Linked DNA regions of Homo sapiens: all the other regions are linked to region 1. Evidence: chromatin contacts called from ENCODE Hi-C or POLR2A ChIA-PET data. All regions are on one chromosome and are shown on one strand. The core of a region is the stretch at or near the end of the contact, and the rest is flanking DNA. Distances in the headings are between cores, read along the strand shown. Region 1 holds the start of CHID1 (chitinase domain containing 1). Region 2 has its middle 40 kb from the start of DUSP8. Region 3 holds the start of CTSD (cathepsin D).

Region 1 (4,526 bases), core at 1,103-3,602:
TTTTTTTTTGCGGGGGGGGGCAATTTTCCTGCCTTGGCCTCCCAAAGCATTGGGATTACAGGGGTCAGCCACTGCACCTGGCTAAAAACTCATACAACTTAACAGATTCAAATTTTAAATGTGGTGAACTGCAAGTTATCTTAGATGTTCCAAAAACATAAAATACGAAATGTGTTCAAGTTTCACTTAATACAGGAATGCTAACACTTCGGTTCTGATTCTCCTAAATCTTGGTATGTATCATTCAGCATCTTCCTAAGGCTAAAAGGTGGGTGCCCACCTAAAGAAGTCAGTTTTCTTTTTCTTTTTCTTTTTTTTTTTTTTGAGGCAGAGTCTCACTCTGTCGCCCAGGCTGGAGTGCAATGGCTTGGCTCACTGCAAGCTCCGCCTCCTGGGTTCACGCCATTCTCCTGTCTCAGCCTCCCAAGTAGCTGGGACTACGGGCGCCCGCCACTACGCCCGGCTAATTTTTCGTATTTTTAGTAGAGACGGGGTTTCACCGTGTTAATCAGGATGGTCTCGATCTCCTGACCTTGTGATCCGCCCGCCTCAGCCTCCCAAAGTGCTGGGATTACAAGCGTGAGCCACCGCGCCCAGCCAAGAAGTCAGTTTTCAATGCAGGTACACGGGGCCCATTGGCACAAACTATGCAGATTGGGAAGCGGACCGCTTTGTGCTGGCAACTGACAAGACTCCCCCAGGAACCCGGCCGTTGGGAGCTCTGCAGAGGGGCCTGGCTCTGGGCTTCCTATCCTCCCATCTGCGGGCCCCATCTGCTCTTGAGGTCTGTAGTTCTGGCCCAGAGTGAACCCTAAGTAGATTCTGCAATTCTTTTTTTTGTTTTTTTGAGACCGAGTCTTACTTTATCACCCAGGCTGGAGTGCAGTGTGATCTCTGCTCACTGCAACTTCAGCCTCCCAGGTTCAAGTAATTCTCCTGCCCCAGCCTCCCCAGGAGCTGGGATTACAGGCATGCGCCACCACGCCTAATTTCTGTATTTTTAGTAGAGACAGGGTTCCACCATGTTGGCCAGGCTGGTGTCGAACGCCTGACCTCAAGTGATCTACCCGCCTTGGCCTCCCAAAGTGCTAGGATTAAAGGCGGCGGCTGCCCGATCGATTCTGCAATTCTTTAGCGCCAAAGACCTCTGACCTCAATGAGATCCTAAAATGGCTAAGTGCCTTTCCTAAGAGAAGTTGGATGTTGCCATGGCCTCCTTAGCATTGGGAGGACTGCGCATATGTCCCTGAGGACACCTGCCATAGCTTACTGGGACCCTCTCCAGAGCTCTGCCGACTTGAGGTCTTCACCCCCAAAGGTCAGGCTTCAGGCCACCATCCAGGCCGTTTGCTGAGAGCGAGTGCTAAGCTGAGTAAGAGCCCACAGCTGGTGGGGGACGTGCCTCGCACCGCATGCAGCCCCCAGCCCCTTCTAGGAAAGGCGTGGGCGTCAGCTGGCAGAAAATACCGGGAAGGGAAAGAAGGAAACGTGACTAGAAAGAAAGACAAAGCTTAGTTTAAGGAGAAAGCTCCCAAGCAGCAGAAATGGAGAAGCAGCTGTGCAGGGTGTCTTGGAGCCCACGCGCGCCCCGGGAACGGCTGAGCGGGGCAGGGTGGGGCCCGGCCGTGCGGTTTTCTGTAGGAAACTGCGCTGGGAACGGCTAGGGCTGGGGGTGGGGGTCGGACAGCCTGTGCCGCGTAGAATGCGCGGTGACTCAAAAGTGCTGGCCACGCGCTCGTTCATCCAAGCGCGAGGGGCTGAGTTGGGAACTTGGTTTGCCTCCTGGGGCTCCGGCTCGTGCAATGTGCAAGGCGGGGGTGCGGACCGAGAGAGCGCGCGTTTCGGGCAGTCCCCGCTGGAGACAGCGCAGTGGGCGCCATCGGCCTGGGGATGGAGATGGTCCACTCAGGCGGGGGTCGGGGGGACGCCAGGAGTGGTGACTCCGGGTCCCCGGGGGAGCGTGCCGGGGCGGAGCCCACCGCGCGGTTCTCCCGGCACCGCCGAGCCGGGCAGAGGCCCTGGAGCCCAAGGCCCCGCGCGGCCCCACGCCAAGGGCGCCAGGCCTGCCTAAGAGCCGTGGCGCTGGGAACCCGGCTACCCCTGGGCCGGGAACCTGATAACCAGCTCCAGCGCGAGCACCAGGGGCGCTCAAGGTGAACGCGCCGGGCCCGGGGTCCGCCCCCGGCGCGGCCCCGCCCCGGCCCCGGCCCCGGCCCCGGCCCCGACTTTCGGGCAGCCCTGCCCAGTCCCCTGTCCTGGCCCAGCCCCTCTCCATCCCAGCGTGCCGTGCGCGGCGGCGGCGCGCGGGCGCCTGGGGCGGGACTTCCGGCGCGCTGGAGCGTTTTCCGGCCGTGCGTTTGTGGCCGTCCGGCCTCCCTGACATGCAGGTGAGCCCCGCGGCGGCCGGCCCCTGCTCCTCCTCCTTGCACGGCCTCAGTTTCCCTCCCGCAAAGTGGGCGCGCCGGGCAGCGAGGCTCGGCCCCGGGAGGACGGGCGTGGGGTCGCGGGCGACGCCGGGCGGGTGCGTGAGAGAGAGCAAGTGTGTGAGGGGGCGTGTGAGAGGGTGTGAGGACGAGGGTGAGAGAGGGTTGCTATGAGAGCGAGGGTGAGCGAGAGCGGGGGTGGAGGGCGAGTGTGGACGGGGGCGCGTGTCGGGGGGACCGCGAGTGGGAGGTGGAGCGCGTGCGCTGGGGCGAGCAAGCCTGAGAGCTAGGCGCGCTGGGTGGAAGGGGCCTGAGTGCGCAGACAAGGGATGTGGCCGGCGGGTGAGGAGTGTGTGAGCGCGCGGCTCGTGTGGCAGAGTGGTGGCCATCGGGTCCCCAGGACCCCCAGAGGGAGCAGAGGCAGTAGGGCTCCAGGCGGGCTGCCCTCCCAGTGAGGGGCACGCGGTCCCCGTGAAGGGTGGGCGCATCAGACGCGATCCCACCCACCCTTGGTTCAGCCCCAACCCTTGAAGCTTCCATTGCTGACTGTCCAAACTGGAGGGTGACCCGCCCGCCCGTCCGCCTCGACTTCCTGGGCTCTAGTAATCTCTTAGCCTCCTAGCTACTTGGGACTACAGGTGTGCGCCAGCGCACTCAGCTAAGAATTTTTTTTTTTTTTTGAGACAGAGTCTCACGCTGTCACCCAGGCTGGAGTGCAGTGGCGCGATCTCGGTTCACTGCAACCTCCGCTTCTGGGCTTAAGGGATTTTCCTGCCTCAGTCTCCCGAGTTGCTGGGAGTACAGGCGCACACCACTGCACCCAGCTAATTTTTGTATCTTTTTTAGAGACTGGGTTTCATCACGTTGGCCAGGCTGGTCTTGAACTCCTGATGGGGTGATCTGCCCGGCAGAAAAATATTTTTTGTAGAGACCAGGTCTGGCTGTGTTGCCAAAACCAGTCAAAAACTCCTGGCCTCCCAAAGTGCTAGGATCACAGGCCAGAGCCGCCATGCACCAGTTAGTTCTTCAAAACACAACAGAACAGGAGTTGTCAGTGCGTCCATCGCAGAATAGAGTTAGCTCTGATTGGCTGCTGTCGCTCTACACATGTACACACATGCACAACACATGTGCACACATGACATACACGTGTGCTGGGCTGTGACGTAAAGTGCATTTCTTACTGCTGGTCTCCATGAAAAGCATTGGAAAGCCCCTGCTGTGACTCCCATCATTTCCATCAACACCACCGAGGAGGTCCTGGACCTACGGACTGGGAGCGCAGGAAAGTGGGAGCAGTAGCGCTCCACCTTATCTTGTTACAGAGCGGTTTCTGGGACCCCTTTGGGTGACCAGGGTCGGGGCCTGTGCCTCTTCATAACACAACACATTCCCTTTGTGTGCGGGGCCGTTCTGCCCAAGGGAAGGTCATTGGCATTTGGGGAAGAAACGGTTTGATGCAGGAACACAGTGTGTGTGAACCTGGGAGTCTGTGTTATGTGAAGAGCATGATGGAGAGTGTCCTCACGGGCCTCAGAGCCGAGCGGCCGGTGAGCAGTGGGGAGCGGGAGAGGTACCAAAGCCCAGACAAGGGCCTGGTTGCAGTGTGAGCACCCCTCACACATCACACACACCATCTCCCTGGGGCAGTTGTCTGGAAAGTTCCATGGCAAGTCAAAGAAGCAGCCCAGCATTTGTGAGCAGCCTGTATCCAAGCACTCCATCACAGAGCGGGCAAGTTAAGCGCGAGTGGACAGAGGCAGTACCCTGGCCTTGTGTTCAGTTAGGTTCTCCTAGTGTCCCCTCTGCTGGACACATGCTGGCAGGACTGTCTTCCTCTTCCACCCTTTCCTCTTCCTTCCCTGAAGTGTGAAATCACAGGTTGGGGGGCAGGGAGGTCATAGGCAGAGGGGCCACTAGGTGGGTGGACAGTGGCCCTGTTTCAAATCTGCAGGACGGCAGGTAGGGGCAGAGACCCAGCCCTATAGTGGTTGGTCACTGGGTACCTGAGTGTGCCCTCCAGTTACTCCTGGGCCAGTCCCCTGGAGAACCACCGTTTGGTTTTTCATTCCTTTCCTTCCTCCCTGACCCAGATTTCCACCC
Region 2 (4,600 bases), core at 988-3,487, 620 kb before region 1:
TCCAGCCTCGAGGCGGCCACCAGTCTCCCGCCATCTGTGTGGGTGAGCTGAATCATGCAAATGGAATCCCAGTACACGGGCTGTGTGCCTGTCCTATGCGGCGCAGTGTTGCGAACGTCCATCCATGGCGTTGCGTGTGTCTGCAGCTCCGTCCTCTTCATCACCAAGTGCAATTCCGTCCTGGGGAGATGTGCATCTGCCACTCTCCTTCCACCACTGATCCGCGGTTTGTGACTGTGACTTTTAGGACAGTGAGCTGGGCCTGTTCCTCAGCCGGGGGCCCCAGATTCCTGAGTTCATGGGCTGCCGTGTACCAGGCTCTGTGCTGGGGCGGAGGTCCAGAGATGGAGACACAGCCATTCCCGCTTTCCTAGAGCTGTCAGGCTGGTAGAGAAGGGCCCCAGGCAGCAGGAGAATTGAGGAGTGGGTGAGTGCGGCCAAAAGCAGGGGGCTCGGTTAGAGCAGGTATGAAGGGCTTTTCCAAGAGGGAAGGAGGAAGGAGGTGGCCCAGGAAGAAGCAGCAGCACATGCGGAGGTGTGAGCAGAGAAGCCGGCTGGCCCAGGTCTGCTGTATCTCCAGCGGGCAGCCCTGGAAGGTCTGGTTTCAGGAATAGCCTCTTTCCATCAGGGCTCCACCAGGGCACTCTTAGGCCTGGGTTTCAGAGGTGTTTGCCTAGGGTGGTGTTGCATTCAGAGTCCTCTTCTTTAAAAAAAAGTTTTCCATCATCCCTCCCGTTTCCAAATTAACCTTAAAAAGAGCAGTGGTCGGCCAGGTGCAGTGGCTCACGCCTGTAGTCTCAGCAGTTTGGGAGGCCGAGGCGGGCGGATCACGAGGTCAGGAGGTTGAGACCATCCTGGCTAACACGGTGAAACCCCGTCTCTACTAAAAATACAAAAAATTAGCCGGTCGTGGTGGCGTGTGCCTGTAATCCCAGCTGCTCGGAAGGCTGAGGCAGGAAAGTCACTTGAACCCGGGACGTGGAGGTTGCAGTAAGTGGGGATGGCGCCACTGCACTCCAGTCTGGGTGACAGAGTGAGGCTCCATCTCAAAAAAAAAAAAAAGCAGTGGTCGTGGATACATGGAGCCCTTTTTAGAATGAGCCTCCCCGTAAACCCCTAGCGACACCCCTCCCATTTCTCCTGCTCGGACTGACTACTAGGAACCCTTGCACAAGTGTCCTTGAAGCTGGGGGTGAGCCCACCAGGGGAGCTGCAGACGGCCTCCCCTGGTCGGGGGCTGGTAGACAGCAGGGCTGCGTTTCTCATCACGAGTGTATCTGAGACAGCGCAGCCCCCACCTTTGCCACCACCAAGTGCCACCCTTGTGTCCTGGCTCATGAGGGCCTCTTCCCAGCCCTGGGAAAGCCAGCCACCCTAGGGGTCTGCCTGCCAAGTGCTGCTGTCAGATCGAGCAGGGGCTTGGTGTACCACCAGACCCCCTCTCCAGAGGAAGCTGTGGTCTCTGCTGCGGTCATCCGGTACGGGAGGAGGGGTGTTGAGGCCACTGTGAGGGAGGACCCCTGTGCCATGCCCCTGTCACCCCAGTGTTTCTCCTTTGTCCACACAGCGGTCTGGGTTAGAAACACCAGGGCCCACTGCAACTTTTGTTAGGGCCACTTAGTGCTGGTTGGGAGCCACAGGGCCGTGGCCTTTGTTTCTCCGTGGTGATTACTGCTTGTGCAGCCTCCTGCCAGTGCTAGACCTGTCTGGAAGGGAAGGGCGTGTGCTGTTCCCGTCTGTCTTTGGCCAGAAGAGCCTCCCATTCTTTGCCTTCACCATGTTTGTTTTTTTCTGCACAGGATTTCTCCTGGCTGGGGCACACCCATTGGTGTTCAGTGGAAGTAGAAACAATTGGAACAAACAAAATGTGGAAGCTTAAAGAGAAAAGAAGGAGATGGTGGGCAGGGCTTCCAGGCCACGTGTGATCTGTGGCACTGCTTGGCCTGTGGACTGTGGCCACAGTCGCGTTGCTGTCCCTGGCTCCCTTCTCTTTGAAGGTCTCCTTTGCCAGCGCACACGGCTCCCTGGGCTGGAATGTCTGTTCATTCATCCCTGCAGTTGTTTGCGGATGTCCCGGGGCTAACGTGAGTTAGTTAATGTGAGTGAGTTAAGTGCCGCAGCTCCTGTTTTTCGCCCTGCGTGGTGGTGATTTTGGTCTGTGTCATCGAGCATTTCGCTGTGGTGGGCGGGGAGGCAAAGAGCTCCCACAAAGGTATGCAGCTTTTCCCTGCAGAAAGCAGGCAAGCTGGAGGGTTGGAAAGCATGGAGGCACCATGCTGTTTCCCTTTTGCCCGTGACCTTTGCGGGTTGGGAGACTTTTCTTCCAAGCACCCTTTCAGCAGCGCCTTTTCCCCTCCAGACATGGTGGCTGTGCAGGCTGTGGGCTGGCAGACCCTATCCCCACAGCAATGCAATCTCAGGAGCCCAGGTGGGGCTGTTGTCTCGGGGTTTGGCCTGCACCGTCTACGGAAGCTCCTAACTCCTGCTTTGCTGGGACTTGTCCTCAGCCCATGGAAAGGCCTGATGGTGCCAGGTGGCCCTGAGGAGCCAGATGCCTGAGCCTGGGGCCAGGCCTGGGCGTGAGCCCAGGAGCATAAAATTAGCTCCGGCGTGGGTTGAAAGCTGCTGGCGTGAGCATGGCTTGTCTGTGTTGAGTTTGTCTTGCACAGCCCTGGCCTCTCCCCACAGCCTGCGGCCAGCCCTCTACATGGGCGGCCGCTCTGGGTTCCTCCTCCCGGCACATCTGCCCTTCTGCTGCGTGCCCTGTTCTTTGTGCCACATGTGACAGGACCATTTGTCATAGCAGTGGTGTCATGAAATACAAGAGTGTGGGCCTGAGAATCTGGGTTGAGTCAGGTTCCTGTTGGAGGCCTGCATGCGCGCAGCCTGCTCTGAGTGCTCCGGACACGCGTGAACAGAGGCAACAGGAGCCACCCCTGGGCAGCTTCCCCACTGCCGAGGGGGACGGGAGTAAGGAGGTGTGGGATGGGGTGCCTGGAGGGGGTGCGTGGGAGAGCTGTTTGAATAGGAGCTCTAGAAGGCCTCTTTGAGAAGGTGCTGTTGAGCTGAGACCTGCGGAGGTGAGGGAGGGGACTCGCCATGCAGGCCTATGGAGGGAGCCCTGGCTCCCTGGTGCTTTGTCTCAGAAGGGCTGCCTTTGCCTCCTCCCCCTCATGGTTCCAGGGACACGTGGGTTTTTATTTAATATTTTTCAGTCGATTGTCGTCTTTAATAATATTTTGATGAATGGGCTGTGTCAAATTTAGCCAGCAGGAGCGCATGTGACTCAGCTCCCGTATCAGTTGAATAGACGAAGGGGCAGGGAGGGAAGCCTCTGTGAGCAGGAACTGGTGAGCCTGGCTGTGTATCACCTGGATAACCTCTGAGCTGAAGAGCTGTGCCAGCAAAGCCCTTGAGCTCATGTGGGCATGGGGGACAGTCTGAGGACAGGAGGAACAGCAAGGAGACCTCAGGCTGCGCTCAGGAGGCTTCGGTGGCAGGTCAGATTGCTCTTACAATTTGGCAACCATCTTATGAATATTGTGGGTTAAAAGAAATAATCAGTGTCACCGGTAGCCAAGTTTTTAATGTTAAAAAAGATGACAATATAGAATAAAATGAACCCCTGCAGGGTTCCGTGGGGAGTATTACCATGAGAGCATCATTCTGTGCGTAGGCTGTGCTCCCTGCCAGCGGTGGGCTTCCCAGCAGGCGGCCTTGGCTCTGCGTGTGACATGCTCAGCCTGCAGCACCGTGTGCCCTCCTGAGCAGCTCTGCTCTGGTGGATGCTCTCAGCAGAAAACACACAACTTCGTGGTCCCCTCTTCTGCCCCTGGGTGGGCCAGGGTGCGGGTGTGCATCCCATGCCCAGGACTGCCAGGCAGGCCGCATGGTCAGCCACCAGGGTCAGGTGTCAGGCGCTGCTCCAGACGCGTGCGTCTCTGATCTTGGGCATGGCTCAGCAGCCTCCGGCTTGGCCGTGGGTGGTTCCTGCTCACCTGTTTCTGAGTGACCAACCCTGAAACTTCTGGGCCTAACATGAGGCCTCATCACCTTTCCCGCATCTGTGGGCTGGTGGGTGGGGCTCTGGCCCCACAGGTTATTCCTGCACTGCCACCCGTGGTGGCTGGGCTGGCAGCCCTCAGGGGCCTTGCTGTCATGGGTGTCTGCTGGGGTGCCACAGTTTCCCCCACATGGATCTCTCCAGGCAGAGTTTTATATCCTCACCCTAGAGCAGAGTTTTTGGACTTCTTGCTCTCAGGACCCCTTAAAGTCCTTGTTGAGGCTGGGCATGGTGGCTTCTGCCTGTAATCCCAGCACTTTGGGAGGCCAAGGTGGGAGGATCACTTGAGACTGGGAGTTCAGGACCAGCCTGAGCAACATAGGGAAACCCCATCTGTACAAAAAAGTAAAAAGAATTAGCCAGATGTGATGGTGTATGCCTCTAGTTCCAGTTGTTTGGGAGGCTGAGGCGGGAGGATTGCTTGAACCCAAGAGGCTGAGGCTGCGGTGAGCTCTGCACCGCTGCACTCCAGTCTCAGTGATAGTGAGACCCTGCCTCTAAAATTAAAAAAAAAGTCCTTATTGAGTTTACATGATG
Region 3 (4,533 bases), core at 2,034-4,533, 850 kb before region 1:
TGGCCCCACTGGCCATCCGCACTACCCACTGGCTCGCAGCCTCACCGGCTCACCGGGACCTCTGGGTGGAGTGTCGGCCACGCTCTGTGGGCATGCGTCCTCACAGGTGCGTATCTCAGTATCCTGGACACCAAATGCTTCGTCCACCACTGGACCTGGGGACCGAGCAGGGTGGCTCAGGGGACACTAGCTGGGACCATCTTTCACCCCTTGCTGGAGTCCAGTCCCCCAGGGTCGGCTGACATCTCCAAGATCCCAGCCCACTGGAAAGCACGTGATAACCCCAGGTGCCAGGTCCAGGCTGGCCGTGGGCCCCCAACAGCTGGGCGGATTCTGAGGGCAAGGTGTGGACCCCCAGCAGCTGGGCAGATTCTGAGGGCAAGGGTGTCTGTCTGCTCGGGCTTCTGTGTTCAGGCTTAGAACCCCCTCAGATGAAGGGCTCTAAATGGGCGGGAAGGTGGGGCTGAGGGGGCAGCCACTCATTTGTGGCCATCAGGCAGATCCAGCTTCGGGGAGGTTCCGCAAGGGCCAAGGTCCTGATATATTTGGTTACAGAAAAGGTGGGAATTCCAATCCCGCCCGCCGAGAACCACAGAACCTCACTGCCTCTGTAAAGCGGGGTTGGGCCCATCTACCTCGCAGGGAGCTGGGAGGAGAAAACGCACCCTGGGTGAGAGCATGGGGAAGCATCCTTCATTTGGGTCCAAGCTCAGATGCCACCTTCTTGGAGGGACCTTCCTGCGGAGGTCGCTGTTGAGCACATCCCCTGGCTCCATTTCCTGTGTGACTTGGACCTGCCTTAAATGATTTGTCCCAATATCCCTTTCCTACTTACAGCGACCGCACCTCCCGCCTGGCTGTGTGCTCCAGAGCATCTGGGGAATGACCGGGCCCTCCCCTCCAACAGGCCTAATTCAGTCCCCCATGCCAGGCAGGACCAGGGCACACGAGAATGGTGAAGTCCTGGGGCAACTGTCACCATGGCCTCTGCAGGCTCAGTGTCGGGAGACCCAGTTTCTGACCTGGATACACTGCTCACCTTTGAGGTCGGGGCCTAGAGGGACGGTGCCACGTTGGAGACAGGCCTCCAGGGACAGTGCCACGTTGAAGACGGGGTTCCAGGGACGGTGCCACGTTAGAGATGGGGTTCCAGGGACAGTGCCACGTTGAAGACGGGGTTCCAGGGACGGTGCCACGTTGGAGATGGGGTTCCAGGGATGGTGCCACATTGGAGATGGGCAAGTCTGGGCTAAGGGAGGAGGGCCCAGGGTGGCCAGGGCAGGGCCCAGTGAGGTGCTGCTCTGAGGAGGTGGAGAGTGGGCGCTTGGGCAGGGGACACTTGGAGAGTAAGGATGAGGTCCATCTGGGTACCCTGGGTATAGGGAGTGTTGTTGAAAAAAAGCCAAACACTATAAAATATTTGAAGATATTTATTCTGAGCAAATGTGAGGACTATGACCTGTGAAACCACCTCAGCAGGTCCTGAGAATATGTGAGCAAGGTGGCTGGGTAACAGCTTGGCTTTATACTTTTTTTTAAAATTTTCAGGTCTTTTCTGTAGAGACAGGGTCTCACCATGTTGCCCAGGCTGATCTCAAGCTCTTCAGCTCAAGCAATGCTCCCACCTTGGCCTCCGAGTATGCTGGGATTATAGGCAACAGTCACCATGCCCGGCCTGGTTTTACGGATTTTACAGAGACAGATGTTACAGGCCAAAACCATAAATCAACATATGTAAGATATACATTGGTTCAGCCTAGAAACAGGGTTGGCAGGGGCAGCTTCCAGGTCATAGGGGATTCAAAGATTTCCTGATTGGCAAGTGGTTGAAAGAGTTATGTTTTGCCTAAAGAGTTAAAGTGGGATTACTCACGCCTGTAATCCCAGCACTTTGGAAGGCTGAGGCAGGCAGATCACCTGAGGTCAGGAGTTCGAGACCAGCCTGGCCAACATGGTGAAACACCATCTCTACTAAAAATACAAAACATATATACACATATACATGTATATATATATACACATATACATGTATATATATACACATATACATGTATATATATACACATATACATGTATATATATACACATATACATGTATATATATACACATATACATGTATATATATACACATATATACACATATACATGTATATATACACATATATACACATATACATATATGTATATACATATATAGTGTATATATATACGTATATATATGTGTATATATACACTATATATGTGTGTGTGTGTATATATATATATACATACGTGTGTGTATATATACATATTAGCCAGGCGTGGTAGCACGCGCCTGTAATCCCAGCTACTTAGGAGGCTGAGGCAGGAGAATCGCTTGAACCCAGGAGGTAGAGGTTGCAGTGAGCCGAGATCATGCCACTGCACTCCAGCCTGGGCCACAGAGCGAGATTCTGTCTCAAAAAAAAAAAAAAAAAAAAAAGAGTTGACGTGAGTGGACAAAAGGTGCCCGACCTCCTAAGGGAAGGAGCTTCTCTAGAAAACGCGAATTTCGCCCCCTCAAGAGACAGCTGTGCAGTGCCATATCAAAACATGTGAAAGGAATGTATTTTAGGGTGGAATACTTTGCCTGCCTTCGGGCCTGCTGTCTGCCACGTGAGGCTGTGCCAGTGTGAGGCTGGAATTTGGGATCTGGAGGCTAGAGCCATCGGTGAGGCCTGAGTCTCTAAGCACAGCGCCCAGAGGGAGAGGGCGGAGCGGGTCCGACCCCCTTTGCGGCAGGGCCTGAGCTGGTTTTCCAGGTTTCTCTGGAAGCCCTGTAGAGGAGCGGAGGGTCCATTCGGTGGGCTGGGGACTTTGAATTTAACCTTGGTTTGCAAGAGGCTTCCAGAGAGGATGTCTGGGAGCGTCTCGGAGGGGGACGAGGGGGCGCCGGGAGGAGCAGGTGCAGGAGCCCACGGCGCAGCGCCCCGCGCAGGCCTGGACGCGGGGACGGCCGCGGCGGCCGGGACAGGGGTCACCCCGCGGGGCCCTCCAGGGTGGGCCGCCCCACGACCCCAGGCCAGGCCGAAACGGGAATCCTCCAGACCCCAGAAGCTGGGCCGGGCTGACCCCGCGGGCGCGAGCGGCGGGAACTGTAGGCGCGGCAGGCGCACCACCACCCCGCCCCCCGCCCGGGCGCTGTGCGCGTGCGCCGAGGTTGCCCCGCCCAGGCCAGGCCCCGCTCCGCCCCGCCCCGCGCACGCCGGCCGCGCCCACGTGACCGGTCCGGGTGCAAACACGCGGGTCAGCTGATCCGGCCCAACTGCGGCGTCATCCCGGCTATAAGCGCACGGCCTCGGCGACCCTCTCCGACCCGGCCGCCGCCGCCATGCAGCCCTCCAGCCTTCTGCCGCTCGCCCTCTGCCTGCTGGCTGCACCCGCCTCCGCGCTCGTCAGGTGAAGCCTCAGGGGCCGGGGCTCAGGGACGGGCAGGGGTCGCGGCGCCGAGGTCCCGGGGCCTGTGGTGACTTTCGCGCTCCCCTGTGGCCCCCACGAGCCCCTTGCGCCCCCCGCGCTGGAATGCACCTGTGCCGCCCTGCGCGGCCTCCTGCACGGACCACCCGCCTACGGGGCGCCGGGCTCCGGAGGTGCAGGGGACCCGGGGCAGAGGCGCCAGATGCCTCTCCCCCATATGCCACCCTGGGTTGTACCTTGAGGACTGCAGACTGACCGCAGCCTCCCTGGAGACGGGGCGGGGCGGGGGGAGGTAGTGCTCATTCGGGGCAGGTGGAATTGGGGTCTGTACTGAGCGCCCTTGTTGCTGGAGACCTAGGTCAGGCCTCAGAGCCCCCGAGTCTGGGCGAGTCCATTTCCTTAGGGACCCCTTTACCACCTGTGAACTGGGGGCTTTAAAAGTTTGCTCCAGCGGCTCTTATCACAGGCCCTGGGCTGGGAGACCCCTCGAGACCCTAGGAGTTCCCATGTCCCTGAGAGAGGAGGAGGCATGGGGAGTGGGTCGGCTCACCCACCCCGGGCCTGGGGTTGTGCTGTAGTGAGGCCCACACGCTCCTCAGGCCGATCCCCTGTGCCAGGTGAGGCCACCGATTGGGCCTGGATGGGATGGGGCCCGGCCATGCCTGACCAGCTGGGCAGAGGAGGGCCATGCTGCAGTCTGCTTTCTTGACCCCCTCCCCAGCCCTTGCAAGGCAGCCCGCATTCCCAGGAGGGGTATGCTGACCCATCCCATTGGGCACCTGCCCCACCCTTGCTCTGGGCCTTTGTGGGAGACCTGGGATCTGCGATGGGTCCACTGCCTTTTGGCAGGTGGGTGAGGTCAGAAGGCTGCAGGGGCTGGAGCTGGCTGGGCCAGCTGGGTAGGACTGAGCCTCACCAAAGGCTGTGGGGAATGGCCCGGGGGCGGGTAGCCCCAATTAAAGTCGTTGTGGGGGAGTAGCCACAAGCCTGAGCCTGCCTTGACCTTGCCAGCCTATCCACAGGCCTCCCCTCTCCAAGGAGGACAGACACAGCAGAGGGGAAACGATCCTGGGGCTTCTTGGAGGGAAGGGTAGCTG

The links. Hi-C counts contacts between places; a loop is a spot of excess contacts on that map. ChIA-PET counts read pairs that join two places held with the same protein, here RNA polymerase II (POLR2A). Pooled maps may share reads with other maps.
Region 2: a loop to region 1 is called in a map with no recorded cell type, with 2.5 times the contacts of the local background. The contact joins the enhancer-like site here to the promoter of CHID1 in region 1. A Hi-C loop is called at or near these places in 2 of 37 single-sample maps with no recorded cell type and 2 of 50 pooled maps. POLR2A ChIA-PET finds 5 or more read pairs at or near these places in 1 of 52 experiments (WTC11).
Region 3: a loop to region 1 is called in a pooled map, with 6 times the contacts of the local background. The contact joins the promoter of CTSD here to the promoter of CHID1 in region 1. A Hi-C loop is called at or near these places in 1 of 37 single-sample maps with no recorded cell type and 7 of 50 pooled maps. POLR2A ChIA-PET finds 5 or more read pairs at or near these places in 1 of 52 experiments (activated CD4-positive, alpha-beta T cell).

Annotation. Positions count from the first base shown.
Region 1 is chr11:908,636-913,161 of GRCh38, reverse strand. CHID1 (chitinase domain containing 1) reads left to right here and starts at 2,352. Exons shown (of 13, transcript NM_023947.4): 1 at 2,352-2,387. RefSeq lists a silencer at 1,830-2,669.
Region 2 is chr11:1,530,333-1,534,932 of GRCh38, reverse strand. No RefSeq gene overlaps it. Among named protein-coding and RNA genes, the nearest start is that of DUSP8, 40 kb to the left of the region's middle. RefSeq lists an enhancer at 2,413-2,913. Within about 2 kb of position 2,237, at least 13 of the 41 ENCODE cell types and tissues checked have a DNase peak (open chromatin) inside an H3K27ac peak, as active enhancers do.
Region 3 is chr11:1,762,677-1,767,209 of GRCh38, reverse strand. CTSD (cathepsin D) reads left to right here and starts at 3,283. Exons shown (of 9, transcript NM_001909.5): 1 at 3,283-3,418. The coding sequence starts at 3,351. RefSeq lists silencers at 2,904-3,373, 3,624-3,713.